5 separate regions of the Homo sapiens genome follow, and regions 2, 3, 4 and 5 are each linked to region 1. A link is a loop called in an ENCODE intact Hi-C map of the cell type or tissue named here. Cell type or tissue: endothelial cell of umbilical vein. All regions are shown on one strand. Each heading gives the region's core, and the rest is flanking DNA. Links, peaks and the distances in the headings are about the cores only. Region 1 overlaps PRKG1-AS1 (PRKG1 antisense RNA 1). Region 2 overlaps LOC105378305 (a long non-coding RNA gene). Region 3 has its middle 19 kb from the start of LNCAROD. Region 4 holds the start of LOC105378306 (a long non-coding RNA gene). Region 5 overlaps LOC105378305 (a long non-coding RNA gene).

Evidence for each region. Peaks named below come from ENCODE experiments on the same cell type or tissue, not always from the same donor. Only the 100,000 strongest peaks of a DNase experiment are listed, where the experiment ranks them.
Region 2: it touches region 1 in a loop (12-fold over the local background); 18 of 110 quality-filtered maps call a loop at or near these places.
Region 3: a loop joins it to region 1, with 11 times the contacts of the local background. A loop is called at or near these places in 86 of 110 quality-filtered maps.
Region 4: a loop joins it to region 1, with 13 times the contacts of the local background. A loop is called at or near these places in 17 of 110 quality-filtered maps.
Region 5: a loop joins it to region 1, with 6 times the contacts of the local background. A loop is called at or near these places in 24 of 110 quality-filtered maps.

Annotation. Positions count from the first base shown.
Region 1 is chr10:52,305,737-52,311,830 of GRCh38, reverse strand. PRKG1-AS1 (PRKG1 antisense RNA 1) reads left to right here. Exons shown (of 6, transcript NR_038277.1): 3 at 2,294-2,431. Among named protein-coding and RNA genes, the nearest start is that of PRKG1-AS1, 5.3 kb to the left of the region's middle. In endothelial cell of umbilical vein, for the core only: a CTCF peak has its summit at 3,468 (motif pointing left); a DNase peak (open chromatin) is centred at 3,400; H3K4me3 peaks cover 692 bases; H3K27ac peaks cover 653 bases.
Region 2 is chr10:52,727,313-52,733,406 of GRCh38, reverse strand. All of the region lies in intron 1 of LOC105378305 (a long non-coding RNA gene), which reads left to right. Among named protein-coding and RNA genes, the nearest start is that of MBL2, 42 kb to the left of the region's middle. In endothelial cell of umbilical vein, for the core only: a CTCF peak has its summit at 3,692 (motif pointing right); a DNase peak (open chromatin) is centred at 3,836.
Region 3 is chr10:52,486,444-52,492,537 of GRCh38, reverse strand. No RefSeq gene overlaps it. Among named protein-coding and RNA genes, the nearest start is that of LNCAROD, 19 kb to the right of the region's middle. In endothelial cell of umbilical vein, for the core only: no CTCF peak of the experiment used is centred there; DNase peaks (open chromatin) are centred at 3,447 and 5,577; H3K27ac peaks cover 2,941 bases.
Region 4 is chr10:52,777,887-52,783,980 of GRCh38, reverse strand. It overlaps LOC105378306 (a long non-coding RNA gene), which reads right to left and starts at 4,823. Exons shown (of 4, transcript XR_945963.2): 1 at 4,438-4,823. LOC105378307 (a long non-coding RNA gene) reads left to right here. Exons shown (of 4, transcript XR_945965.3): 4 at 1,443-1,840. In endothelial cell of umbilical vein, for the core only: CTCF peaks have their summits at 3,673 (motif pointing right) and 5,070 (motif pointing right); a DNase peak (open chromatin) is centred at 3,690.
Region 5 is chr10:52,641,899-52,647,992 of GRCh38, reverse strand. The region is part of intron 1 of LOC105378305 (a long non-coding RNA gene); the gene reads left to right. Among named protein-coding and RNA genes, the nearest start is that of MBL2, 130 kb to the left of the region's middle. In endothelial cell of umbilical vein, for the core only: a CTCF peak has its summit at 3,148 (motif pointing left); a DNase peak (open chromatin) is centred at 3,122.

The sequences.
Region 1 (6,094 bases), core at 539-5,538:
CTACTTTGTGCTAAGCATTATACATGATATTGTGTGATAAAAGATGAGTTCACATATAATCTACCTTCAAATCATTTAGTGGGCAGAGGAGAGGTAACCTCACAAATTATTCAGGGGAGAAATTACATGGGTGGTCCTCAGAGAGGGCTAAGTACATAGCAAATCAAACCTTTGTTCCAAATGAGGAAATTTATTTTTTCAGTACTTTTTCTCCATTTGAAAATCCTTTCCAGGATGTGGTTTGTTCATTGGCAACAAGAGTGCAAGGTAGATAAAGAGGTATAGTAAAACTCATTGTTCCATCAGCAGCCAGTTAATATTCGGTGAGTATCCATTATTGGGAGCATATCTCACAATATGAAAGGCAGGCTTCTTGTCCTCAGCTTTCAGTCTGTGACTAGTTGGGGAAATACAACATACTTACATGGGGCTGGGGGTAAAAATTTTTCCAACATCGATTATATTTTGGCAGATACTAGGTCATGGAGAGCAAGAAAAATGTGCAGGAACTGTGACCAACATGTCTTAGGAAGGAGAGAGGGTTCTGGTGATTGTCTGAGTCTCTCTTACAGCTGGGTGACAGAGGAGGTGGGAGCCAGAGTAGATGAATTTAGTTTATTAAACTGAGTTTATTTAGTCCTGTAGGGAACCCTGCCTCCTATTCAGTCTGGTATAAATATGATCATAATTAATGTAACAAATTTAATATTTTGTATTATATTTTTGAATAGGTGAAATATGCTTATCAGCGTGGAATTGAACCTCATAACTCGGGAACAGCATGCTAACACATGTCTTCTTTATATTTTAAGTGCTGGATGCCATGCATAGAATATTTCTCAACCTTTTCATCCATGAGGGAGACAGACAAATATACTCCAAAACACTCCATGCTATTCACCAACTATTTTTCCATCTCTATTATTTGTGACTGCTGATTTTTTTTATTTTATATATTTTTATATATTTTTTGAGACAGGATCTCATTCTGTCGCTCAGGCTGGAGCACAGTGGTGCAATCGTGGTTAACTGCAGCCTTGACCTCCCAGGCTCAAGCGGTTCTTCCACCTCACCCCCAAGTAGCTGGGACTACAGCTGCATGCCACCACACCTGGCTAATTTTTAATTTTTTTGTAGAAACAGGGTCTCACTATGTTGCTAGCCAGAGCTGGTCTTAAACTCTTAGGCTCAAGTGATCCTCCCACCTTGGCCTCCCAAAGTGCTGGGATTACAGGAGTGAGACACCGCGCCCAGTCTACTGCTGTATTTTAAATTCCCTTCTTTCCTCTTTTCTTTTTTCTCTCCCTCCTTCCCTTCTTTCCTTCTTTCTCTTCATTAAATCAAAAGAAGCAGATTTGTTGCCATATAATTTTACTTTGCTAGGAAAATACCGCATACATATCATTCCTTACGGTGGGTGTTGCCAACATTTTTGTTAGTGTCAATCTTGAGTATAGCAGGGATTCCTCATTCCTGATGTTTTGTAAAAAATGATATGACTTTCTCATTGACTTTTAAAACAGTTTGGTCTTAATGTTCTTCATGATGTTAAAAGAACTTTTAGACCTGGTCCATGTTATGACTCCCCTGAGAGCTGGATTTTCTGCACTCCCCAGTACAAACAGAGGGCAAGATTTGACCGTGATTACATTTATTTGGGCGGTGGAGATGGCCAGCCCAGATAAATCAGGCTCCGTGGTAGCTTTCTAACCAAGCTCAGAAGATGTGTTTTACTGGAGTAAGACATTAAAAGCTAATCTGAGAGTAGAGGCTGGGTTCCAGCCTCTAAACCCAGTGAAGATAGTGCCTAACCAGATAGATATCTGCCTGCATCCTTTCTGAGGTCCTGACACTCAGAAAGGTCTGTGGTGGTGGGTATAGGGAGTGCAATGTCCTCTTTGAGTCCCCAAAGGATTTAACATCTCCAACCCTAAGGATAGGCCAGTGTCTGCAGAAAGCAAGATGTAGGATCCCATGACACAGTCTCCGCATCTACAGAAAAACAATTTTCTTCCATGTCACTGGGTTCCTATTATTACCTCCTTTATAAGACAGATCTTCTCCCAGGGTATGGCCAAGAAAGGCATCGTGCCAAGGAGTTAAGAGGCTAGGGATGGTACTCTGTATAGGGTGTCAGCCATAATCTGGCTCCTAAATATGGGAAAGCCATTTAACTCTTGGTGTGGTACTGGCTTTTCTTTATAAAATGGGATGCAGGGGAGATGGAGAGGTTCCTTTTCACTACAAAAGTCTCCCTTTCTTTCTCTCTCTCTTTCTTTTCTTTTTCTTTCAGCACTGCCAAGAGAAGGCCTTTTGTACTCAGGTTAAATAAGAACATCCTGCAAGGAGTCTGTTCTTTTATGCAGCCTAAAGATCAAGTAATAATCATTGACACTGATACTGAGCATGTCGATTTTGAAGAGACTAGCATGTAAGTATTAAGTGCCTGGAAATAAGGTGAATTACTTGGACCAGGCGACTTTTTAAAAAGTGTGTGTGTGTGTGTGTGTATGTGTGTGTGTGTGGAGGTTGTTTTCCCATCACAAAATTGGTTGTAATATTTAAAGCTGATGTTTTCAGCTATCACCAGTTCTCCAACTGGTGAATTGTAAAGGACCTTAAGGTGAAAAGTAGAAAGTAGGACCTTAAAAACACTTTAGTCTTGACACCCAGTCTTAGAAATGCTGAAGAGTGGAAGATGTAGGCTATTAAATAGAACTATTAACTTTTGGCGGGGAAGAGCAGGAGGGATGTATAATTAACTCGTGTAAGGATTCTTCATCACCCTTAAGTTACAAAAGTAAAATAATTTTCAGAGGAGTCTAGGAGTCCGTGGCAGGAGTCACGTCAGGGAACTACCTGGCTGGCCAACCTAGGGGCTCCCAAGCCTGAGTCCTTCCGCAACGGCCCTGCCTCCAGTGCGGGCGCGTTTCCCAGCGCGCAGGCCCCGCGCCCTGCACGGCGCAGCACGGCGAATCCCCCATTATTGTTCACGCGCTCCCAGTGCCGGGTGCTCACGGTGGCTGCACTTGGGTGTCACAACCCGTCGCTAGCATACAGTAGTGTAAAATGAAGCTTGTTTAAAGACTCTCTTTGATGAGCGAAGATCAAACGGCCTGGGGACCCCCGGTCTTAATCAGACTTGAGCCAGGATGGCATTTTCACAAATAGTCCGTTTGCTCGGCTTTGAGCAGACTTTGTGCTCAGCACATTCATCCGGCTGCGGGGCGGGTAATCCCGGCTGAAGCCCCTTGCCTGGTCGCAAATCCATTCACACTACAATGGCTGCTGTTGGTTTGCTGTGTCAGTTCATGGGCAAATAAATACAGGGCCTTTCTGACTTAATTAGAGGCGGGTGAGGGGAAAGGCGACTGAGGGGAAGATTAAAGCTCTGAGGGACATCAGGCTCCGCGGTGTCTCCGGCGTCCGGGGGGAGGTGGGAGAAACCCGCTCTTCTGCTGCCTCCTGGTGGAATTTCCGTAGAAGTTCTTAGTAGGGAAAAGTATGTATTAATCCTGTAGTTATATTTATTTTCTAGGTCCAATTACTTGTGTATTTTCATAACTCCCTATGCTGCAAACTCTCTAAAGCCAAATATATTTTGTCCTTCTTAATATTCCACATAATGTTTTGTTGAAAAATTAAATCTACACATGGTAGAATTAAAATAATAAGGTCTGGTACTGTCACCACCATATACTTAAAAAATAAAAGGGAGCTGGGGTGCGAAACTTAGGTTCTTATTAAATGTTTTAGTTTGGTTGAAGTTCAAAGGCTCTATATTGCATTGCTGGATAAAAATGTCTGGGTCTCCAGATTAGTATGTTAATATATAATGTTATAGGGAAATGCTAGGCTAAACAAATATTAAGAAAGCTCAAACAATGTAACTATTCAGGGAGAATGAAAATATAACAGAATATGCTTTTTTAATTAATTTGGATAATAAAAATATTAATCTCAGATTTACATTTTCAAAAGGAAGATAAAAACATTCAATAGTTTATGCAAAACAATAGTTATAATGTACTATTTAACAGTTTCACTTCATTTGAGTCAACATGATGCACAAGGAGAAAAGGAACAGCAGGAAAATTAATAAAACAACATATTGGAAGTGCAGGTCCTAGCATAGTATATGCAACTGTTAACATATATGTTAATGGCAGTTGTGCATTTTATTGATAGCCAATATTTTAAACTAGACCCAATTTTGTTCTTCTGTCTGATGTTTTTTGAAGAGTTCTGGCAGAAAAAAAAAAGTTCTATTTTTTTTAAAGATTTCTTTTAAAGAAGAAAAGATCATGGAAGATGTGTAAGAAATGCCATCTCTAAACATTCAGTTCAATATGAATTGTGTACTCATTTTGTAGCTATCAGTTAGATGCTAAGTAAAAAATTGTATACTATTATTTTAGGATGATATTCTAAAATATATTTATAATAATGACTTTAAAAAGCACATCGACCTCTATCAAAACCTCTCAAAATGTCATTAGTATATTCATTATACTTGTCTACATTTCCTGATTGTGCTATTTTCTCCATCAGTATCTCCATCTTCTCATAATATTACTGCAATCCAGCTGATTCTGTTTACCACGAGAATCATATTCTTTAAAGTAAGCTCTAAGTTTGAAAAAGAAATGAAAAACATTTTGCAGATACCAACAGCTTTGTGAATTCAGCAGAGCCACAAGCTTACTTAGAAGCTATGGAAGCACTGAGGCAGAGTAGAGTGGTGAATTAGCTTTCTATTAGGGGCATATTCTTCTACGCCTTCCTGCTAATACCATTTACTAGTATCATTTACACTAAGAATTTTAGAAGGGAACTGTGGCTAGAGCTGTGAAGTCTAAAGGTTTAAAATGCATGTTTTCTTTGTATTTAGAGTTCCTGATTTGCAGGCAAAGTCCTAAACTTGTTTGAAAAATTACTTTGCTAGGGTTTAATTCACAGCTGAGATTAGAAAAATAAGTAAGTAAATAAGTGGAACTTTTTTTTTTTGGAACTTTCTTACAAGTATGTAAAGAATAGGAGAGAAACAGATTTTTTTTCCTGTTTTTATAGGCACTGAAAGGCAAATATTAGTCAATTAAAGGTGCTTTTCTTTTCCTTAAAAAAGATCTATCGAGGCCAGGCATGGTGGCTCATGCCGATAATCACACTTTGGGAGGCTGAATCAGGAGGATTGCATGGGCGGGCCCAGGAGTTCACAACCAGCCTAGGCAACACAGTGAGACCCCATCTCTACTAAAAATAAAAAATTAGCCGGATGTGATGGCACATACCTGTAATCTGTAGTCTCAGCTACTTGCAAGGCTGAGGTGGGAGGATTGCTTGAGCCCAGGAGGTGAAGGCTGCAGTGAGCCTTGTTTGCACCACTGCATTCCAGCCTGAGTGAGAGAGTGAGATCCAATCTCTTAAAAAAAAAAAAAAAATCTAGGCCGGGTGTGGTGGCTCACGCCTGTAATCCCAGCACTTTGGGAGGCTGAGGTGGGTGGATCACCTGAGGTCAGGAGTTCAAGACCAGCCTGGCCAACATGGTGAAACCCCGTCTCTACTAAAAATACAAAAAAATTAGCTGGGCATGGTGGCTCATGCCTGTAATCCTAGCTACTCAGAAGGCTGAGGCAGGAGAATTGTTTGAACCTGGGAGGCAGAGGTTGCAGTGAGCCAAGACCACACCATTGCACTCCAGCCTGGGCAACAAGAACCAAATTCCAATCTCAAAAAAAAAAAAAAAATCTATTAAGAACTCTGCGGGTCCAAGAGCTCTGATGTGCAAGGGTAGGAGAAGATGGAGTCCCTGATCAAGAAGAGAGAGATTTTTCCCTTCCTTCTTCTTTTTTGTTCAGGCCCCCAGTGGACTGGATGATGCCTGCTCATATTGGAGAGGACAAGCCTTCTTTACTCAATCTAATAATTCAAGTGCAAATCTTTTCTGGAAACACCCTTAGAGACACAACCAAGAATACTGTTTTACCAGTGATGTGGGTATCCCTGAACCCAATCAAGTTAACATATAAAATTAATCATCAAAGACAATTTCAAGTGAAAACTGTGACTCCACTGACCATGGAAATGAGAAGAT
Region 2 (6,094 bases), core at 675-5,674, 420 kb before region 1:
AAATAACTAAACTCAGAGCAGAACTGAAGGAAATAGAGACACAAAAAACCCTTCAAAAAATTAATGAATCCAGGAGCTGGTTTTTTGAAAGGATCAACAAAATTGATAGACCGCTAGCAAGACTAATAAAGAAGAAAAGAGAGAAGAATCAAATAGATGCAATAAAAAATGATAAAGGGGATATCACCACCGATCCCACAGAAATACAAACTATCATCAGAGAATACTACAAACACCTCTACGCAAATAAACTAGAAAATCTAGAAGAAATGGATAAATTCCTTGACACATACACCCTCCCAAGACTAAACCAGGAAGAAGTTGAATATCTGAATAGACCAATAACAGGCTCTGAAATTGTGGCAATAATCAATAGCTTACCAACCAAAAAGAGTCCAGGACCAGATGGATTCACAGCCGAATTCTACCAGAGGTACAAGGAGGAACTGGTACCATTCCTTCTGAAACTATTCCAATCAACAGAAAAAGAGGGAATCCTCCCTAACTCATTTGATGAGGCCAGCATCATCCTGATACCAAAGCCGGGCAGAGACACAACAAAAAGAGAATTTTAGACCAATATCCTCGATGAACATTGATGCAAAAATCCTCAATAAAATACTGGCAAACCGAATCCAGCAGCACATCAAAAAGCTTATCCACCATGATCAAGTGGGCTTCATCCCTGGGATGCAAGGCTGGTTCAATATACACAAATCAATAAATGTAATCCAGCATATAAACAGAACCAAAGACAAAAACCACATGATTATCTCAATAGATGCAGAAAAGGCCGTTGACAAAATTCAACAACCCTTCATGCTAAAAACTCTCAATAAATTAGGTATTGATGGGATGTATCTCAAAATAATAAGAGCTATCTATGACAAACCCACAGCCAATATCATACTGAATGGGCAGAGACTGGAAGTATTCCCTTTGAAAACTGGGATGTTTTCCAAAACTGGAAGCATTCCCTTTGAAAACACAGGACAGGGATGCCCTCTCTCACCACTCCTATTCAACATAGTGTTGGAAGTTCTGGCCAGGGCAATTAGGCAGGAGAAGGAAATAAAGGGTATTCAATTAGGAAAAGAGGAAGTCAAATTGTCCCTGTTTGCAGATAACATGATTGTATATCTAGAAAACCCCATTGTCTCAGCCCAAAATCTTCTTAAGCTGATAAACAACTTCAGCAAAGTCTCAGGATACAAAATCAATGTACAAAAATCACAAGCTTTCTTATACACCAATAACAGACAAACAGAGAGCCAAATCATGAGTGAACTCCCATTCACAATTGCTTCAAAGAGAATAAAATACCTAGGAATCCAACTTACAAGGGACGTGAAGGACCTCTTCAAGGAGAACTACAAACCACTGCTCAAGGAAATAAAAGAGGATACAAACAAATGGAAGAACATTCCATGCTCATGGGTAGGAAGAATCAATATCATGAAAATGGCCCAAGGTAATTTATAGATTCAATGCCATCCGCATCAAGCTACCAAGGACTTTCTTCACAGAATTGGAAAAAACTACTTTAAAGTTCATATGGAACCAAAAAAGAGCCCGCATCGCCAAGTTAATCCTAAGCCAAAAGAACAAAGCTGGAGGCATCACGCTACCTGACTTCAAACTATACTACAAGGCTACAGTAACCAAAACAGCATGGTACTGGTACCAAAACAGAGATATAGATCAATGGAACAGAACAGAGCCCTCAGAAATAATGCCGCATATCTACAACTATCTGATCTTTGACAAACCTGAGAAAAACAAGCAATGGGGAAAGGATTCCCTATTTAATAAATGGTGCTGGGAAAACTGGCTAGCCATAGGTAGAAAGCTGAAACTGGATCCCTTCATTACACCTTATACAAAAATTAATTCAAGATGGATTAAAGACTTAAATGTTAGACCTAAAACCATAAAAACCCTAGAAGAAAACCTAGGCATTACCGTTCAGGACATAGGCATGGGCAAGGACTTCATGTCTAAAACACCAAAAGCAATGGCAACAAAAGCCAAAATTGACAAACGGGATCTCATCAAACTAAAGAGCTTCTGCACAGCAAAAGAAACTACCAACAGAGTGAACAGGCAAACTACAAAATGGGAGAAAATTTTCGCAACCTACTCATCTGACAAAGGGCTAATATCCAGAATCTACAATGAACTCAAACAAATTTACAAGAAAAAACAAACAACCCCATCAAAAAGTGGGCAAAGGACATGAACAGACACTTCTCAAAAGAAGACATTTATGCAGCCAAAAAACACACGAAAAAATGCTCACCATCACTGGCCATCAGAGAAATGCAAATCAAAACCACAATGAGATACCATCTCACACCAGTTAGAATGGCAATCATTAAAGAGTCAGGAAACAATAGGTGCTGGAGAGGATGTGGAGAAACAGGAACACTTTCACACTGTTGGTAGGACTGTAAACTAGTTCAACCATTGTGGAAGTCAGTGTGGTGATTCCTCAGGGATCTAGAACTAGAAATACCATTTGACCTAGCCATCCCATTACTGGGTGTATACCCAAAGTATTATAAATCATGCTTCTAAAAAGACACATGCACACGCATGTTTATAGCGGCACTATTCACAGTAGCAAAGACTTGGAACCAACCCAAATGTCCAACAATGATAGACTGGATTAAGAAAATGTGGCAAATATACACCATGGAATACTATGCTGCCATAAAAAATGATGAGTTCATGTACTTTGTAGGGACATGGATGAAATTGGAAATCATCATTCTCAGTAAACTATCGCAAGGACAAAAAACCAAACACCGCATGTTCTCACTCATAGGTGGGAATTGAACAATGAGAACACATGGACACAGGAAGGGGAACATCACACTCTGGGGCCTGTTGTGGGGTGGGGGGAGGGGGGAGGGATAGCATTAGGAGATATACCTAATGCTAAATGACGAGTTAATGGGTGCAGCACACCAGCATGGCACATGTATACATATGTAACTAACCTGCACATTGTGCACATGTACCCTAAAACTTAAAGTATAATAAAAAAAATACTCATTGAATGAATGTCTACATTTTAAATGCACTATTTCTTTCAAAATATCCCAAGCTCTCAACACCTACAATAAAATAAAATGACTCTCAAAAATAAAAATAAAATAAAATAAAATTATGCTTGCCATATAAAATTTTTTTTGAGGGAAGTAATTTGTTTTTTAATACAGAGCCTCGTTCTGTTGCCCAGGCTGAAGTGTCGTGTCATGATCATGGCTCCCTGCAGCCTCGACCTCCCAACCTCAAGTGATCCTCCCACCTCAGAGTAGCTGGGACCACAGATGCAAGCCACCACGCCTGGCTAACTTTTTAATTATTTGCAGAGACAGGGTCTCCTTATGTTGCCCAGGTTGAGTAATTATTTTTGAGAGTCTCAGAGAGTGTTTTTAATCAGGTTATAGAATCATAGGAACTGTATTGATTCCACACAAAGGCCTCAGGGGAGAGAAAAATCGGAAGAGAAAAATAAGATGTAAGCACAAAGACCATGTATATTTTATCTCCATAATCCCCATGATACTGGGTTTAAATGAAAAGTTGACTATGCTGTCATACCTTGATTTTAATTTGCCATAACTGATTACTGGAAAAATCGAAAATGCAATTGTCTCCCCATTTGTGGTGATATTTCTTGTCAAGACAGCAGAGGGTGCTCTTCTATTAAGATATTACACTCTAAGCGATCTATGTAAGATGTTCACTGGGCAGCAAGAAACGTGTTTTAATAAAATTACCATATTTACGATTTTATTCAATTTGTTGGTTTTCCAAGGAGGTCATTTCCTGAATGTAAGTATTATTAGTTGTATTCCTGTTTATTCAATCATCTTTGAAAACATAATGAAAGCTACAGACCTTCCAAGAAAATCTCTTCGCATACACATAGCAAATTGGTAAAGACTGTAAGGAGAAACGTAAAAAGTCAACTGAAATCTTACTAAAATATGCCAAATGATTTTGCGGAGCCAGTTGAAACAGTTTTTCTTTTGGAAAGTTTGAAACATAAAAAGTAGAGAAAAATAACATGATGAGCTCAATAATCCCTGTCACTTCTCCAATATTTTCTCTCCCCTGTCCCCCAATATACACTGGATGATTTTGAACCCAGTTCTAACCATCATATTCAATCCTGCCATAAATTGTGTGTGTATCTCAAAACGATAAGAATACTTTCAAATATCAAGTTATCACTTTCTCATAATTTTTCACGCTTAGTTCAATGAATCTAGGAAAAAAATGTACACACATTACACTTGATTATTATGTCTCTAGAGTCACTTTTACTTTATAGAACACTTCTCTTTGTTTTCCTTGCCTTAATTTTACTTCGTTGAGGCTTGCTACTCAAAAGTGTGGTTCATGGACCAGCAGTATCGACAACTACTGAGAGATTGTTACAAATATATAGAATTTCAAGCACCACCCTACATTACTAAATCAGAATCTCTATTTTTACAAGATCCTTGGGCAATTTATGTTCATGTTAAAGTTTGATAAGCATTCCTGTAGTTTCTTACAGTCTGGATTTTTGCAGATTGCAACTCTGTAAAGTCATTTTGCATTTTCCTCTCTTTATTTTCAGTTAACTGTTATCAAGCCTAGAGGATTGATACGGTTCAAGTTTAATTTCCTGGCAGAATTACATCCTAAGTTTTTGTGTACTTTTACTGGGAGGAGAACAGTGTCTAGTTTTATATCTTTTTATGATTGTTATCAGCCATTGATGACTACTGCCTTTGCCTAGTAATTTATTAAGGGTTTTCAAAATAGTGATATGCTAATTCTATCATCCTTTCTTCTTTTATTAACTTAGATAATTGTATGAAGAGAAAAATTTTTCTTACCTACAATTTTATTGTATTTGAGCTAAAATTCATACAGAAAATATAGGATACAATTTTAACTTCCATACCTTTTTTTAACCAGTTTGATTGGGTTCTCAAAGTATGTTACAAAGTTTCCTTAAAGACTTCATTTGTTTGCTTTTGAGGTGTAATTATGAACTCATGGGATTTTAAAAATACTTGATAGTTTTAATTTATCACAGTTGTTATTCTTGCCAATTCTCAGTTTGTCTCATCTTTCACTATTGGGATGCATTTCATGCTGTCTCCTGATTTCTTTACACATGACCATGACCCCAGTAATCTTTAGTAGCTTTCTGTTATCACAAAATATTCCCAGTTTATCTTGTACATTTCCTCTTCCAGTACTGGATTCAATCATTTTCCAATAACCTTTGTCTTGATTTAGTGGGAAATGGTATGGAAAGACCAGAATCATCTGTGCATTAATGTTATTCATTGCTACTGAATAATCATTGGTCATTGTGTCCAGGATGTCTTAGTGAATAGAGCTAAGAAATGCATATTTTTAACATATATATCATGAGTTTACACCAATAATTTCAAGTTCAAATTTACAAATACAAAATTTCAGGTTAACTTCCCTGATTTTATGGTTATATCCCTTTTTATTATGAAAATCTTAATTCCTAATGTAATGATAATAGCATTACTTATAGTTTTGTCTTGCTACACTGAAAACCAGTTTCAAAATAACAATACAAAATTATTACTAATGATATAACCAGTGAAAACATTTCTTAGGTTTTTGGGGGAGTGTTGGTTTGCAGTTATTTGATCTTAAGATATATTTCAGGCCAGGCCCGGTGGCTCATGCCTGTAATCCCAGCACTTTGGGAGGCTGAGGCCGGCGGATCACGAGGTCAGGAGATCGAGACCATCCTGGCTAATGAGGTGAAACCCCACCTCTACTAAAAATACAAAAAATTAGCCAGGTGGAGCTTGCAGTGAGCAGAGATCGTGCCACTGCACTCCAGCCTGGGCAACAGAGCAAGACTCCGTCTCAAAAAAAAAAAAAAAAAAAAAAGATATATTTCACTAAAGTATACAACTTGTCAAATTACCCTGCTTTAAAGTAACCTGAAAGAATTCCTGTTTACGTGTATGTGGTTAATCGAACAACTCAATACGGAGCTATATTTTTTTGTTTCATTTTGCTATTTTTAGGAAATTTT
Region 3 (6,094 bases), core at 599-5,598, 180 kb before region 1:
GATACAAGTAGAGTAAAATTTTTAAAATAGATATTAAAAATTAAAATGTTATTAAGTAAACCAGAAAGAAATCTAGGATAATATAGGTACTGTAAGCATTACATTTATCTCTGAATAGCTAGTCATCAGGATGAAATAAAAGCATATCTGACACACACAAAAAAATTGCAATTAATCAAGTGATTATAAGTAAGCAATTTATCCCAAGATTATTTTTTGACATTTGTACAACATAACAACCACAATGTGTAAAATATCTTTAACAATCAATTTACAGTTAATACATTCTTTATATTAATATTTCTTACCACACAACTGTAATCGTCACATTGTTCTTTGAATGCTTTATAGAGAAAAAGTATATAGGTTGGGTCCAAATATGTCTCTGCTAACATATGTCTGTAAAGATAAAATTGTAGAGGTATGAACATACTTTGAGAATAATAGTAGTTATTACCATTGGAATATAATTCCCAATTTCCTTCCTTCTAGCACAGTTATGTCAAAATACTGTTTGTGGTTTTAGCTCAGGATGGGAGTATATAGTTTTATAAATCTTAATGTCTCACTGCCTAAGATAAGAGAAGCTTTTTTTTTTCATTCATGAATAGCTATATATCTTTTTTTCTTGAATTGTCCAAGAGAAGAAAGGAGTAATTATTTTAGATCAAGAAGCGTTAATGAACTCTTTGGGCCAGGCGCAGTGACTCATACCTGTAATCCCAGCACTTTTGAGGCAAGTAGATTGCTTGAGTCCAGGAGTTTGAGACCAGCCTGCACAACATTGTGAAATCCCATCCATACAAAAAATACAAAAATTAGCTGGGTGTGGCTGCGTGTGTTTGTAGTCCCAACTACTCAGCTACTCTACTTGGGAGGCTGAGGTGGGAGGATCACTTGAGCCCAGGAGGCAGAGGTTGCAGGGAGCTAAAATCGCCCCTCTTCAATCTACCCTGGGCTACAGGGCAAGACCTTGTCTAAAAAAAAAAAAAAAGAAGAAGAACTCTGTGGAATGGCAAGTGAATCCTCCAGCTCCTAAACGTGGCAAACTGCTGGGATGATTCATAAAAAATCTCACTAGAAAAAAAAAAATGAGCTCATTCTGGAAACTGGAAGTGATGTTTTATCTTTATTTTTTTGAATAAATACTTAATTACCCACATCATAAGGAAGGAATGTTTTAATCAAAGATAATAGAATGCATTAAACAAATGCATTTCCTCTTCAGTTACTGTTTCTTTGGTTATGTTTTTTCTGTGTTTTAGAACATGCGGAGATTATTACAAAATGTACAAACAATTTCACATAAAATTGCTGCCCTTACTCACTCTGTCCACATTATAAAATTGGAATCTGTAGACATATAATTATATGCATGCTTTGTTTCAATTAGGTAAATATACAAATTTAAAGGACATATATTTGAAATAGATCTCATAAGGCAAAGAAATGTGAGTATATCAACAACAAATTGCAACTACTGCCATTGATCTTGATAAAAATTTAGATATCCAATAAGAAATTCAATATAAAGTGATTTCCTCAATTCTTAGCCAGTATGGATTAAATGTCAACCTTGTGAAGGAGAAAGAGACTAGTGAGATAAGGTTATGGTTTCTCATGGCCTACACATCCCTGTTTCATCCAGAATGCTATCAGTCTTACCCTGCCACTATGCTTAAAACCATTTATCGGCAGGTAATTGGAAGCAAGGAGGGAGCAGGAGGAGAGGGAAAACAAAAAGGTGTCAGATACAGATTCCAAAACTGATTTTAGTTTAAGATCCATGTATTGTACCTAAAGACAGGGACAGTAAACTATTGAAAGACTATCTAAAGTTCTAAACTATCTGTCAGAATAAAAGTTATATTAGAATGCAGTTTAAAATTTGGCTTCTTTTTGTTTACACACTCAGATATAACAATATTTTCAGCATGTTTCCTTTTCACTACATTACTAAGCTATGTAACAATTTCAAACAATGTTACTGTCTTGGAACCTATCACTACTTGGTAAAGAATACAACACAATGCATAGAACAACAATAACAAAGGCAATTATAATAACTAACATTTACTAAAAATGTTCTGTGTGTTAGGTCCTGTTCTAAGCAATTTTACATATAATAGCACATTTAATGCTCGTAATTACACAAAGAGGTAAGCATAATTAGTATCTCCATTTTATAGATGAAAAAAAATTGAAGTACAAAGAATTTAAATGATCAAGATCGCATGGCTAATTAGCAGAATAACCAAGGTTTGCACATAGAAATTTACCTTCGGGGCCCATGCTCTTAGGTAATCAATATATAATACATCAAAGTAAAATATAAAAATTTTAGAAGCCTATGTTTCTTGTTGTACTCACATTTCAAATATGGGCAACTGCCATAGCTTGAATTTGTAGTAATTAATTTACTGGCTATTTACCATGGGATAGGAATTGGCCTATGTAATTCACATGAGTATTCTCCCCACTTTACACACAGGGAAACTGAGATTCAGAAAGTTTAAATTCTTCAATTAAAGTCATACAGTGGTTAATTGAATATTTAAGCATTCAAAGATAGCCATTTCTGCCTTTCTGATATTGTCTCCCCTCTCATATTACAGTTTAAGCAATAAACTCTATAAAGGAATCATTACAGTTTACGTTGGTTACTGGTAATGGGTAACTGATAATTGGAGACTGGTAATTTTGAAATTAACCACAGGTAATGCATGTTTTATAATATGTTTATTGTTCTTTTTAGTAACTGAAAAGGATAGTTATTCTTTTTTTTTTTTTTTTTTTTGGAGACAGAATTTTGCTATTATTGCCCAGGCTGGAGTGCAGTGGCGTGATCTTGGTTCACTGCAACCTCCGCCTCCCGGATTCAAGTGATTCTCCTGCCTCAGCTTCTCGAGTAGCTGGGATTACAGGTGCCCGCCACCATGCCCGGCTAATTTTTGTACTTTTAATAGAGACAGGGTTTCACCATGTTGGCCAGGCTGGTCTTGAACTCCTGACCTCAGGTGATCCTCCCACCTTGGCCTCCCAAAGTGCTGGGATTACAGGAGTGAGCCACTACTGCCAGCCAGTTATTCTTAACCATTCTGTATCCCTCTTCCCCGCAGATCACTGCCACCTGACATTAGCCAAATCAGCAATCCTTCATGCAGAAAGGAAAGTACTGTGGGGAAGAAAAGAGCATTTCTTGTTGTACTCCGTTGATAGCTTTAAATTCAAAAGTAGCATAAAACTTAGGGTCTTGGAAGAATATCAGAAATTGATGGATCAGTACTCTGGCTGGCTTGTAGAAATTTGTTAACCTCTGCCAGAGAAGGCACCTGAAATCAGTAGTCAGTCCTGTGACCAACACTGCTACTTTGTTGGGTTTTTGAGATTTACAATAATTTCTCCCTATTATTCTATTTTCTGTAGATTATAACACTATCTGCCACCAGGTGGAGAAAGAGAGTCACAATTTCTTGTCTGTTTTTCAGGGCCCTAGGGTTAGAATTTTAAAAACTGAGAAAAAAAAAAATTGTTCATAAAACTATTGGGTTTCTTTATCATGAAAAATAAGCATTTATCAAGCCATCTGTTTTAGAAAGAAAAAAGCAAATATAAAGTTGCTTATATCTTCTCTCTTCAAAATTTGACCAGCCCCAACACTAAGCATAACTACCATTTTCAGACAAAGCAAAAATGATCTCAATCCTAGTTGCACATTACAATTGCCTGGGGAGCTTTATCAATGTCCGGGCCCCATTCCAGTCAAACAGGGTGAGAATTTCTTGGAAGGAGGCCCAGGCATCCATATTTTTAAAAAACTTCTCATGAAATTCTCATGTATAACCAGAGTTGAGGCTCACTACTCTACAGAGTTAGATGTTTTTCTAATGGAGCTGTAGATTGTTGAAAGGGGTTATTACCAGCAGCAGAGTCTGAATCTCGACACAGCAGATTTATAATAACTTAAATCAGGCTCCAGGAAACCGATTTATGCCAACAAAATCATAAAATTATAATTTATAAATTAGGGTGTCAATGTATTAATTTACTCTGAAGAAATGACTAACTATGCCACATTAATTATGTTGGGGAATTAAATTTTCCCCAAAGTAGACAGTCATTCATTTATTCACAATTTAGGAGTAACAAATATGCTGGAAGCTGGGCAAAAGAATTTAAGATCTAAATTCAGATCATTTGATGTATCTACAAACCTAACAGTGGTTAGTAAATAATCTTCAGTGACAGTGGTATCAACCTAGGCATGATAATATGTTGGGTTATTCTGTGGTAGTAAGATTTTATAGACAGAGATAGTGCCATCAGTCAGCCAAGCACCCTCCCCTCTGGGTAAAGCTAAAGAAACACTCATATTTTTAAAACTCACTCTTTCTTTTTCCCTGCTTCCTGAGCATCAAATGCACCTGTGATGGGTTAAAGGGTATAAAGGAGTTTATGTCATTTTTCAAAGAAAAAACACAGAAGGTGACACAGATCATTATGCCATGCGTGACTTTGACTCAGGATAGCTTGAGGTCTCAACAAATAACCAGCCAATAGGAAAAATTATAGGGCCAGAAAACAACAACAACAACAACAAAACCATGGGTGACAAAGGAAAGTAACCAGGCTACTTAGCAGCTTTGGTGACAGCAGCAAAGAAGTCCTAAGCAAGAGTTCCAACATGACAGCAGAATCAACTATGGCTCAGGTACCGGCATTTTAAAACGAGGATTTATGATACAAGTTGAAAAGACAGGTTAACAAGAGCAAAGCAAGATCCAAGGATGCTGGCTGCCAGTTGTTTCCAGACACCGCCTCGTTCTAGAGGAGTAGCTAGAACACAAGCAAAGCTACCAGGTAAGCTGGATGCTCTGTTAGGACCATTGGCTCTGGAGTCTGATTACCTTCTGTTCTACCCCATCTAACCTATGTATTTTGGAATAAATTTTCTTTAACATCTATTTTCTCTTCTGTGAAATGGGGAGATAATTATTCCTATTTCACAGGGATCCTCTGAGAATTAACAAAGACAGTCTAGGCAAATCACAGTGGTTCTTCTAAAAGTGTGATTCCCTAGACCAGCAGCATCAGCTTCAACTGGGAACTGCAAATTTCCCAACCTTACTCCAGACCTATTGAATCAGCAGCTCTGAAGGTAGGGCCCAGTAACCAGCCCTCCAGATTTAACAAGCCCTCCAGATTTAACAAGCCCTCCAGATTTTACTGATGTACATTCAAGTTTAAAGACAACTAATTGAAAAGGCAGTTAATCCTGAATAAATGGAAGCAAGCAGAATCCCTGTCCCATATACTGGACTAATAACAGGAAGAAAGTAGGGAATACTAAAGCTAAAGTGCTATACAGGAACATAGGGTACATCTGAGGCATACCAGCTCCTAGGTCTGCTTATCAGCGAAGCCAACCCAAGACACATGAAACAGCAAACTTGACCAGAGCAATTGGAAATGAGTTAGTAGCACTTAAATCTGGGGAGCATATTTGATTTCTAACCTGATGAGATTTCAGCTGCTGATTCATTACTCAATCAGCTGTGGTTTGGAGTGAAAGGCACATGATAGAAACATACCCATGTAATTCTGTCATTCTAAAAATATTCAGCATAATAATTTCCCAGATAGTGCTGCCTGGTGAGACAGCATCTTACATATCTCCAGTCATTCTAAGTCCTCATTTTTCTCTGGGTTAAACAGAGTTGGTTTCTTCTCACACTGTTCACTATCTGGTTAGAATGCCCCCAAATAATACATATTTTTCTCCTGGTCAATGTCTCTCTTAAAATATGATATGATTCCCCCAAAACACTTAGTTCTTAGCTCACATCAATCATATCTCCATTCTTGATTAGATTACAAGCCACCTGAAGTCCCAGGACCTGAGTCAATTCTTTATCCCTCATATCTATTATAAAATCCTAACCAGGAGTCACAGTTTGAAAAATGTTGTTCAAGAAAGCTATATATATGATGATCCACATACATTTTAACTTTGTACAGACAAGAATATACATTTTCCAACCATTAAATCTCCATAATTAGCCACTGTTTTAGCTGGGCCACCTACCATTTTGTA
Region 4 (6,094 bases), core at 585-5,584, 470 kb before region 1:
GTAGATCTCTAGTTCATTTTTACGACTCACCAGGTCTTTGGCTTCAAAACTTCCCACCTCTTTCTGTTAGTCATAATCTACCCTGACAGGTAATAACTGAGACACAGACTCCATTTCTTTCTGCTGATAGAGTTCACTCATTTCATTTCCTCTCTCCTCTAAGATGCGGATCTGACCTTTTCATTCAGCTTCTTCAGTTTGAGCCCCTTTCAGAGGACTTGTCCGTTCAGCTTTTCTGTACTCTTCTTCAGCAACGTTGGCATAGATTGAATTTTCCTCTATTTTCAATGTTTAAACGTCCAACTTCCCTACAAAACCCTTCAGTTTCCTCTAGGATCCTTTTGCCTAGTTTCAACATGATCTCCATTCTCTGATTGGACATTATCACCAATGTTCTCCTCTCCCAGGGAGGCTGCCAGTTCTTCGGTTTTGCGCTAACAATCCTGCAGAAACTTGAACTTACTCTTCACACAAGTGCTGGATCTCTGTATGGAAATGATGAGAATTTTTTCAGTTTTCTGTGATAGGTTCAAGCATGTGTGTCTTGGCATCTTCCACTTGTGTTGTGATGAATTAGATTTCTTTTTCTAGAGCCTGTATCTTTCTTTTAGGATCAGACACTGATTGTCCTTGGTCTGAACATTGAGGCTTCTCTTATCCCATGGTTGACTAGGATGCGAATGCAATTCTATATTATTCACAGAGCTCAATTTGCCCAGAATACCAAGCACTTCTGGATTTTCATATTCTCTGATCATAGGTTGACATTTCATGTGTTACAGAGTGGTTGCCAGTCCTCAAGAGTTTACCTCTGGTGGAGGAACACGAAATACTCACAAATCATCCACCATTCTGAGATATGTGTGTCCTGTAGTAGGGGAAAGAAACCATGAGAAAGAAGAAGGTATAGCATCCCAGGCAGTGGGCCAGACTGCACTGAGGCAGAAGCAGGAACAGAGTTTGCCATGTTGAAGAAGTGAAAGAACAAAGGCAGAGCAGTAGGCCTGGGAAGGCGGAAGCGGAGGTTTTCTGCAAGAAAAGGATGTGAGGGGAGTTTAGGAACTCACAGTGGACCAGTCACACTCTAGTGATGACATAAAAAGGCAGATGTTGTCAGTTGGAGCCATGGTCACACAGAATATTGATTGGACTGAGGAGCAAATAATGGCTTTAAAGGCTAGCAGACTTTGGGTTGTATTTGCAGTTCTTCCCTCATCTGAGAAATGGGGACATTTACTCTGACACCCACAGGATGCCTGGAGAGATTAAATGCCATACAGTCTGTAAAGTGCTTGGGTCTGACCCTGCACCCCACATCACAGGGGGATATCCAGTGCTAAGATTCATACAGATTCTGCAGGTCTTAAGCACTTTTGGTTAGCCTTGGTGGGTTTTTTCAAACCTTTAAATATTAATCTTCCCCAAATTTATCTTCCTTCCAGGCCCCCACAGGGTCCAGCCCTCCTTCTGTGATTTCTTCAAACTGACACCCTGGAGGCTGTTGATGAGAGGACACCCTCTGGTGAGGAGACACTGGGTTCACAGTCCAAAGGCAGAGTACCAGTCATACTCAAGGTGAAGAAAAATTGCACACAGTAGGCCCGAGACTATTATTTTTAGAGGCCTACTTGCAAGGTTGGCCTTTGGCTGAAGTCTGGGAGCTTGTATTTCTCAAGAGTTCCCACCATTCCCAGAACTTACAAGAGTGGCTCACTGTACCTAAACTGTTATACAAACAATATGATTTATGCTAAACACCTCTTTTCCTTCTAGGAGTCCGGAATTTTGGTGCATGCTAGGCAGAAAGTGACCAACATCCAATAAAAACTTTGGACACTCAGTCTCTAATGAGCTTCACTCGTACATAATATTACACATATGTTGTCAGAGTCTGTTGCTGGAGGAATTAAGCATACCCTCTGTGGTTCCACTGAAAGAGGACTCTTGGAAGCTTGCAATTGGTTTCCTCCAGACTTCACCTCCTGCACCTTTTTCCCTTTGCTGATTTTGCTTTGCATCTTTTCACTATAATAAATTATAGCCATAGCTGGGTGCAGTGACTCATGCCTGTAATCCCAGCACTTTGGAAGGCCAAAGCGGGTGGATCACTGAGGTCAGGAGTCTGAGACCAGCTTGACCTACATGGTGAAACCCTGTCTCTACTAAAAATACAAAAAATAGCCAGGTGTGGTGGCACATGTCTGTAATCCCAGCTATTTGCGAGGCTGAGGCATGAGAACTGCTTGAACCCGGGAGGCAGAGGTTGCAGTGAGCCATGATTGTGCCACTGCACTCCAGCCTGGGCAATAGAGTAAGACTCCGTCTCATATAAATAAATAAGTAAATAAATTATAGCCATGGGTATGACTATAGGCTGAGTCCCAGGAGTCCTCCTAGTGAATCGTGGAACCTGGGAAGGGCCTTGTCACCTCAACACAGATGACATACTGTATACCAACTCAAGGCGTTGTGTGAATTAAGTGAGGTATTACCTATAAAGCAACTAGCACACAGAAGCACATATCAGTTAGTCAACAAATGCCTGTTCCTTCTCCCTCCCTTTGTCCTTCTACATCTTTCTAATTTTTCTCTCATAGCTCATTGCTTTTATTGATTAACAAATGTTTGCTGTGGTCCCATGTTTCAGGCAGTGTGAAAGATACAGGATAGGATGACCACAGTGAGCCCGACCCTCTCTCCTCATCTCACAGTCCAATGTCTGAAGTTGTCTGTCTCCATTTCTGTGTTTATATCTGGGCTGGCTTGAGACATCAGGGATGGGCAAGTTTCTGCATCTCTTCAGGATGTGCCTGTGGGCCCTCAATCCTCCCAGGACAAATCTTTGGCCAGGTCCATGTTTCCTAGGGCAGTTCCTGAGGAGGAAGTGTCCAGGCAGGCCCAGCTCCCTGTGTATCTGCAAGAGCCTCTTTTATCCTTTACAAGATGCAAGACCTGCTACCTGTGTTTCCAGCCTGGCATGAAGAATCTGGCTAAAATCCTAACCCCACAGCCCAGAGCAACAACCTCGAGGAGGAGTAGCCTCAAATGAAGCACCAGCCAGCAGACCCCAGAGCCACCTGACCTGGAGCAGATCCAGTGACTGGTTGTTCAGGGCTTACAACATAGACTCCTGCCTATCCAGAGGGTAGAGACCACAAAGTCAAATGGAGCCCAGAGTTCATCCACGTAGCATGAGCCATGACCAAGGGCTTGGTGTCCTGATTCCCGAGGTCTAAGTTCAGAGACCAGAGCAGAGACCAGGAGCTCTGATCTCCTAACCTTCAGCCATGATCTCAAACAACCAAGCCCAGAGATAGATGGACTGAGGCTAGACAGTCAGGACAGGGACCAGACCCCAAATTTAGAACTCAAGTTTCAAAGAAAAAAATTAGATCAAGGCCCTGGGGTCAGCCCAGAGAGCAGCTCCCAGAACGAGGAGACCAGAATCCAGGCCCAGAATCTGCAGCCCAGAGCTCACATCTTGGAAAGGGAGGAGAGGAGAGACAGCACTACTATTTGCGAGATGCCTGGCACCCTGGGAAGTTCCAGAGACCCGAGTCTGGATTTAGTCTTTCAAATGCCAAGATCTTTACTACACCTAACATTTGCAATGCTTTTCTTTCTCCTTGAAATGTACTCTGATCTCTCAGGGTATCCCTTGGCCCCCTGCAGTCCTAAGCATGGCCACAAGATGGCAGGGCTGACCCATACTTTCCCTGTGGGACACAGCAAAGTTTGTTCTTCCCTCAAGTGCCCTGGGCCTTCAGGGCCAGGATACCCCCATCCCTCACCATGGCCCCTGGAGGCCATACAGAGCCGCCTGAGAAGACAATCCTCCCTCTCCACCATTCTATCGCTCTTTAAACAGGGGAGTCAACTTGGGGCCAAGTATTCCTGGGTGAGTCTGACCTCGTTATTCTAGGTCTGCGTGTGTCTGTCCGCACCTATCTCAGAAAGCAATCCTTCTTGGTCCTCTTTCAGCGCCAAGAATTTTTTTTCTTGTTTTCTCAGTGGGTAGAGCTTCCCGATTAGCACTCTTACATATTTACCATTACTAAATGCTCTCCTTCCGCCCATTTACAGCTGAATAACTGAGGCTCAACAAGATGAGGGCGCTTGTCTAAGTCACAACCCTCAGGTCAGGATGGAGTGGAATGAAAATGAGATATGTGTACATCTGTCCGTGACACCTTCCTGACCCCCTCACTTGGGGGGTCTGGTGACTGGGTACCCAACTGTATGCAGAGGGGAGAGGCAGCTGGTCTGTAGCCCAGCCAGCCCTGTGGAACCAGCCTTTCCTTGGCCCTTCTGGAAGAGAAGGTCTCCCTTAACCCTCCCCGACCGTCCCCCACCTCCAATTCAATAGGCAGTTCACTCTCAATCAATTCAACGCACTCTCCTCCAGGGTCTCTACTTTTCTGTCCAGGACAGACTCACCTGTATCTCCATCTTCCTATTCTAGAGAGGTGTTTGTGGGGATTGATTGGGTTCCTCTGAGGTAAGTGGGTCTCTTAAAGCTGCGCTGGGCTGGGGGCCGATGTGGATGTGTTGTGCTTGAGGAGGGAGGGAAGGAGGGGAAGAGGGAGGGAAGGAGGGGAAGAGGGAGGGAAGGAGGGGAAGAGGGAGGGAAGGAGGGGAAGAGGGAGGGAAGGTGGGGAGGAGGGAAGCAGGGAGGGGAAGAGGGAGACAGAGATGGGAGGAGGGAGGCAGGGAGGGGAGGAGGGAGAAGCAAGGAAGAAAGGAAGGAGGGAAAGAGGAAAGGAGGAAGGGAAGAAAGAGGGAGCCCAGCCTCCAGCCTCTGGGCCCAAAGCCGGCAAGGCCCACCCCTCTGCCTTCCTTTGCTGCTCAGCTTTGCCGCGAGGCCGGGCTGGAGGGACCCTTGATGTCACAGCTGCAGACAAAGGGAGCACACAGGGCCTGTGGACTTACCGTGTGCACGACGATGCGGACACACCTACTGTGCCAGGCATCAAAGGACTCTCAGCTCCCAATTTACCCTTCAAAACATGCTCTGTGATTAAACCACAGAATTCCTTTCAGCGTTTTTCGAGTGAGCACGATGCAAAGCTTCTCAGTAGAGGGCGCTAGAGAGACATGGCAAGAAGAAGGGGGCTCCTGCAGTTTCGGGAGGCCCCCTCGGGAGTCGGCCTGGCGGGTGGGAACATCTGGGGGCACCGCGGTTGGAATGCGCAGTCTGGCCGCGAATCCGGGGGCTTGCAGTTGCGCCCTGGCCTCGCCACCAACCCCCTGCAGCCCTCGCGACAGGGACACCGAGGCACGAAGCCTCCTGCCTGCACCTCTGTTGTGCTGCCTCTGCTCGTCCCTCCCTCTTCCCCCAGGTGTGTCTCCCGCAATCTTAGGGAAGCGGTGCCCCTCCCAACAGGGACACCGCGCTCCGGGCCGCCTGTTGCACCTACGACCCACTCCCGCGGCGCGACCACTGCGGCCAGGACCTGCGGCTTGCCTGGCCCACCTGTGCTCCGGAGGGGGGCTGATGCCTGCTTGTCCCAGAACTGCAGAGAAGCTCTGGCCCAAAAAATTAGCACAGCCACCCAGTGGGTTCAACTACCCTTTCTCCAGTGAGGTCTGAACCATACAGAATGTCTTACATTCTATACTTTTTAATCAGGGTTTAATAATTCTTTATATTAAACTACCCCTGTTTAGATCACTGTGTGATGTCTGTTTCCTGATTGGCTCCAGAGTGCTAAACCTTTTCATCCTCGCAAAGCTACAGGTGAGCTCATTTAATCACAGGTGGGGAGACAGACTTTAAGAAATGGCACAGACTCCCATTCAGATACTCCCCCTCTCCCAAGCACATACACAAGTATATGTACACAAGTGCATGCACACGCACACACATGGATACATACAGGGTGAATTTTTGTCGAAGCGTACAGTGTGGGATCTTAGGTAAATTAATGATGCAATTAATCCGTTAATAATGCAATTAATCTATCATTAATCTACATCTGAGCTTTCTGTGTCTCTGGTCCCAGGAAGGTAGAAAAGAGCAGGAAGGGTACCAGGAAAGCTGCCTCATGATATTGGAAGCTCTTTGGGGTCACTTATGATTTTTTCCCTGTTGTAC
Region 5 (6,094 bases), core at 589-5,588, 340 kb before region 1:
TTCCCACCTCAGCTTCCCAAGAAGCTAGGACTACAGGTGCATGCTACCATGCTTGGCTAAGTTTAAATTTTGTGTGTGTAGAGACAGGGTCTTGTCATGTTGCCCAGGCTGGTCTTGAACTCCTGACCTCAAATGATCCTCCCACCTGGGCCTCCCAAAGTGCTGGGATTATAGGCATGAGCCACTATGCTTGGTCCCATTGTCTTTTCTAATTAGCAATAATTCATGGCCTTTGAATTTAAATTTGAATGATTTTAACGATTGCATTTATGACAATTTTCAATCTCTTAGAAAGTAGAGCACAAATATTTCCAATGTGCATTTTACAGTGGGATGAAAAAATAAGGAAAACATCCATCTCTTGTTTTAAAATTCCTGTATATTCACATTTTTATTTAATGTGGCTGGAGTCTATTGAGATAAAAACTGATTTTTCCAGATCTATTTAAAATTTTTCCTTATGGTGAAAGTCCAAAGTATGTGTCTATACCACAAATTAATTTAATAGGTCATGGGTTGACAGCATTTCTTTATAAATTTGAAGGTTGAAACAATTGTACCAATGGTATTGATTGCGCAGTCTCTCTTATATTTTATGACTCATCTAAAGCTAAAAAATAAAAGACTTTCAATTTTTAAAATTTTTAAATTAATTTATTTTTAATATTTCTAGAAAGAGTACATTCTACTAGTAATTGCTATTTTAATTGAAGATCTTTCACTTTTTATAAAATATCTTTTTTAGATTTTTTTCTTATAATTATCTAAGAAAATTATCATAATTGAAACAATGTGTATTTTTTTTTTTTTTTTTTAGACAGGCTCTGGCTCCGTCACCCACCCAGGCTGGAGTGCAGTGGCATGATCATAGCTCACTGCAGCCTGGAAGTCCTGTCCTCAAGCAATCCTCCCACCTATTCCTTCCAAAGTGCAGAGATTACAGGTGTGAGCAACTGTGCCTGGCCCATGAAACAACACAATTTATTTTACCTTGTATCTAAAAATGATTTTCTCTTTTTGTTCAGGAATTCAAACCGTTTTATGACTTGTCCAACTCAGATTCTGTTAAAAAATTATTTAAACATTTTTCTTTAAAGATTGAATTATAATTTTTTTATGTGACTAAGTTTGCAAATTTTTATGACTGTTGAGAAAAAAATTATCAAACTTACTACACATCTCCTAAACACTGTCCACTTTATTATCTTAATTTTTTTACACGAGCAAGCAGCTTTTTGTTTTGATATGACAACAAAGCATAATTGCCCCTCATCATTACTATTTGACCTATGTTTTTCTTTTTCTTTTTACTGTGTCTATCAAAATACTAGCATCTTCATTTTCAACTGATTCTGCATCTGATGCATTCCTTTATTTTATATTTGAAATTTGCTTTTACTAATTTTAACTAAAAAAAATTTAATTACAATATCCTTAAAATATTTCAGCTTAATTAACAATTATAATTTATATAAGTATCACTGTGACTCCTGCTGCCTGCATAAAAAATTCACATAAACACATTACAAAAATCATCTCAACTGCATCAAATCCATTGATGCAGACAAAATGCACTATAGTTAAAGTGAAACATAGTTCTACCAAAACAATAAAGCTATATTGAACAGAAAAAATATTTTACACTGCTTAAGTTTTTAAATTTAAGTTACTTAAAATCAAATCAAATAAAAAATTCAGTTTCTCAGTCTCTACAATTCCTCAGTCATATTTTTAAGTGCTCAATAGTTGCTTATGGCTAATGGCTCAAACCCAGAAGAAGATAAAAAATGCATATTGTTATCTGTATTTTATGTGTGATGGGGGAGGGGCATAATTCTCACTCCCCTCTCTCCACTTCCTGCTGCCTGCCTACCAAATTGTTGAGGTGTTTTTTGTTTTTGTTTTTTTTGAGACGGAGTTTCTCTCTTGTCGCCCGGGCTGGAGTGCAGTGGCATGATCTCGGCTCACTGCACCTCCACCTCCCGGGTTCAAGCCAGTCTCCTGCATCAGCCTCCCAAGTAGCTGGGATTACAGGCATGCGCCACCACGCCCGGCTAATTTTTTTATTTTCAGTAGAGACAGGGTTTCGCCATGTTGGCCAGGCTGGTCTTGAACTCCCGACCTCAGGTGATCTGCCCGCCTCAGCCTCTCAAAGTGCTGGGATTATAGGAGTGAGCCACTGCGCCTGGCCCTGGAGTTGTTACTTTGATGGAAGCAGCTTCCAGAACTGATTAGACCACAATTTACTAGTCTCAAGATCATTCTGTGCTGAATGTTCCTGTACATTGGTGTGGCTCTCTTTCTTAGCTCTTGCCCCTACATTTTCTGCTGTTTTCCTATCTCCATAGGGAAAAGTGACCCAGAGCACAGCCCCTGAAAGCAGGCCAGCCATCCTGAGCTCTCATCTGCTCACAGAGGGTCAGAGGAATTTAGACTTTTAGACAAGCTCATGCAGCTCATCTTGGCAACCAATTCGTGGAAAAAATAGGGGCTTAAATGAAGGCAGAGCTCCACTTAGTCCTTGAGACCAAATAATTGGCAAATGTTCAGTTTTCCAGCAAGCTCGAAATTGGGGGTGATTAGCAGCTAGTTAACCTTCAAAGAAGGGAGGAGGGACTTGTTTATCATTTGCATTCGCCTCTTGTGACTTTTTGTCTCAGGAACTTCACCGGGTCAGAGTTGTTAGGCAGAAACAGGACTCAGTAATCCTAGATTTCCTTGCTAAATATCATCTAATTATAGACCAGTGACACAATTATTTGTGCAAATTACCATTTTACTTTAATCTTGAGTTGCATTGCCATCTTTTTTGTAATGACCCTGGAGAAAAAGGAAAATGTTTTAATAAACTGGTATATGTATACTTGGCAGAGGACTGCATCCTTATCAAGATAATGGTATTAATCACAATGACAAATTTTGAGGTCATATAGAATTAATGAGAATATTAATTCTTAACTCTTGTCTTAAGCCAGAATCAGGAAGGTTCCTTGAAGAGTTACATTTGACTTGCAAACATCTCATACATTTGAACAGAGGTGGTACAGTTTCAGTATTCCATATCCACGCTGAGGCCTATTGTTGAACCCTCTTGCTCCAGACAATAATTAATCTGTCCTGAGCTGCCACTGCCACCTGGTGGTAGTGTAAGGAACCATCTAATACAAAATTGATTGCCTACTTAACTTTCTACATTCCACTTGCCTCTCTCTTGTCTTTTTCTACCTGGCCTCGGTTAATTCCTTCTCTGCCAATTGTCATCACATACACTGAAAGAATCATAGTGTGGTGGCTAAAAGTATAACTCTAGAGCTCACTTCTCCTCTCCACCCCTCACCAGCTCTGTGGCCTTGGACAAGCTGCTTAACATTTTGTCCTTCAAATGCCTAATTTGTAAAACGATAGTAATAACTCCTACCTCCTAAAGTTGTTTTAGAGAATGAGTCATGTAATTCATGTATGTACTGTGCTAAAAAATCTAGTGGCTAGCATACAAAAAATGCTCAATTCATGCTAACAAATGGCAGCTATCATTATACACATGCACACATCCTTTGTAGCTACCTTCATACTTCCCCTCTTCTCTTCCAATTTTGGTTATTTTTCCACCTCCCTCAAATCAATCCAAATCATATCTGACAAATGTCTTATTATTGCAAGTGATAAGAAATATGACTATTTCAGTGAAAAGGAAATTGATTTGCTTTTTTTTAAAAAAAAAAAAATTTGTGTTTTGAGAGTCTTGTTCTGCCGCTCGGGCTGGAGTTCAGTAGCGCGATTATGGCTCACTGTAGCCTTGAACTCCCTGCCTCAAGCAATCTCCCCACCTCAAAAAGGACTTGAAAGTCCCAGCCTTTCAAGTATCTGGGACTATTGGTGTGCACCATCACATCAAGCTCAGCTTTTGCTTTTTTTTTTTTTTTTTTTTTTGGAGAGATGGGGTTTCCCTATGTTGTCCAGGCTCTTGTTTGGAACTTGTGAGCTCAAGCCATCCTCTTGCCTTGGCCTCCCAAAGTGTTGGTGTTACAGGCGTGAGGCACCATGCCTAGCCTGATTTGTTTTGACATGAAGTTAAATGTTATGAACACAACGTATAAAGCTCCTGGAAATGACCAGAAGAGCCATTTAGAATCTTAGCAAAAATCCTGATTTGCTCCCTAACTTCTAGCAAAAATCACTTTTAAAAAAAATCATTAGCTGTCAAAAAATTAAAAACATCTTATTCCAATTTGTCTTCCTCTTTTGAAAAATCAATGATTTAAAAATATTTGAATTACACAAATACTAAACAAACAATTTCTTGTTGTAAAACTTTTAAACCAGAGATAATGCAACAATTCTCTTTGACTCCCTTCTCCTACAAATCCACTAGCTGCCCCAGAGATTAAGACTATCCCTTTGGTATATATTTTTTTCTAAGTCTTTTCCTATGCGTTTTTCCATTGTGTTTAAAAAATTCCTAACTTATTCTGGACACTTCTTTCTTGGTCATTCTCACACATGGTGTCCAATTCTCTGACCCTGTAATAGCCACTTACAAATGTCCCCAAGAGATGGATGGCAGGGATCTGCCATCAGCATAGAAGTGCAGTCCAGGCTGGGCACGGTGGCTCATGCCTGTAATCCCAGCACTTTGGGAGGCTGAGGCAGGCAGATCACTAGATCAGGAGTTTGAGACTAGCCTGACCAACATGGTGAAACCGTGTCTCTACTAAAAATACAAAATTAGTCCAGCGTGGTGGCATGCACCTGTAATCCCAGCTACTCAGGAGACTGAGGCAGGAGAATCGCTTGAACCCGGGAGGCGGAGGTTGCCGTGAGCCAATATCGCACCACTGTACTCCAGCCTGGGCAACAGAGTGAGACTCTGCCTAAAAAAAAAAAAAGCGTAGTCCAAGGCCCTTCCACTCCACTCGTTGGTCCCATTGACAGCCTTCCTCCTTTAAATTTGAGGACTCTCATCTTCTTGATCCTTTCTGTCTAGACCCAGTTTAACTAGACTTTATGAGCAGACATTGGTCTCTTCAAGCATGAATCCAAACCTTTCTGACCTGGATATAGGTCAGCAGTTTCTTTGAATTTCTGCTTCTGTTTCCCTATGGGCTGAGAATGCCTTGGGGATTAAGAGAGACAAATATAAATAATCCAAAGGATTATTATTTTGAGATGTTATTCTGTCACATATTTATTTATGCTTATGTGGAAAGACTTAAAAGAGTTTGTGGAAAATGGAATTAAAAGATAAAAATAAAAACATAAACTTTGTTTCTCAACATAAGCTCCATAAAGTTCCAGACACCCTTGAAAGGAAAAAAAATCAGCCACTTAGTCCATTCCTGTCAGAAGAAGCCAAATCACAACTGTAGGGTGAACGCCTCATGATTTCCCATTGAAATGCTCACAAAATTGCCCTTGTTTGATGAGAGGATTCTCTGGTGAAGCTTTCCTGGGCATTTTTCTGCTCTTTGGCTTTCTCAAAACTCTCGCAGAATAAGCAGATATTCATTGTTCTTTGACCCTTTAGAAAGTCAACAAGCAAAATGCCTTGAGCATCCGCAGAAATTGTTGCCATGACCTTTGCTCTTGATCAGTCTGCTTTTGCTGTGACTGGACCACTTCCACCTCTTGGTAGCCATTGCTTTGTTTGTGCTTTGTCTTCAGGATCATACTGGTAAAGCCACATTCCATCTTCTGTTGCAAATCTTCGAAGAAACGCTTTAGGGTCTTGATCCTGTTTGTTTAAAATTTCTGCTGAAAGCTCTGCTCTTGTCTGCATCTGTTTTGGGTGCATTGGTTTTAGTACCGATTGAGTGGAAAGTGTGCTCAATTAGTTTTTCAGTCAGAATTGCATAAACTGAACAATTGAGATGTTTATGTTGTTGGCTAATGTTTCTGCTGTTGTCAGTCTTTGTTAGTTAGGACCCAAACAAGGTGATTGTTTTTTTTTTCCTCAAAAATTGATGTGGATGGTCTGCTGCTGTGGGCTTCATCTTCAACATCATCTAGTTCCTTCTTAAAGCAGGTTATCCACTTATAAACTGATTATTTATTTGGGGCATTATCCCCATAAACTTTTGGTAAAATAGCAATGATT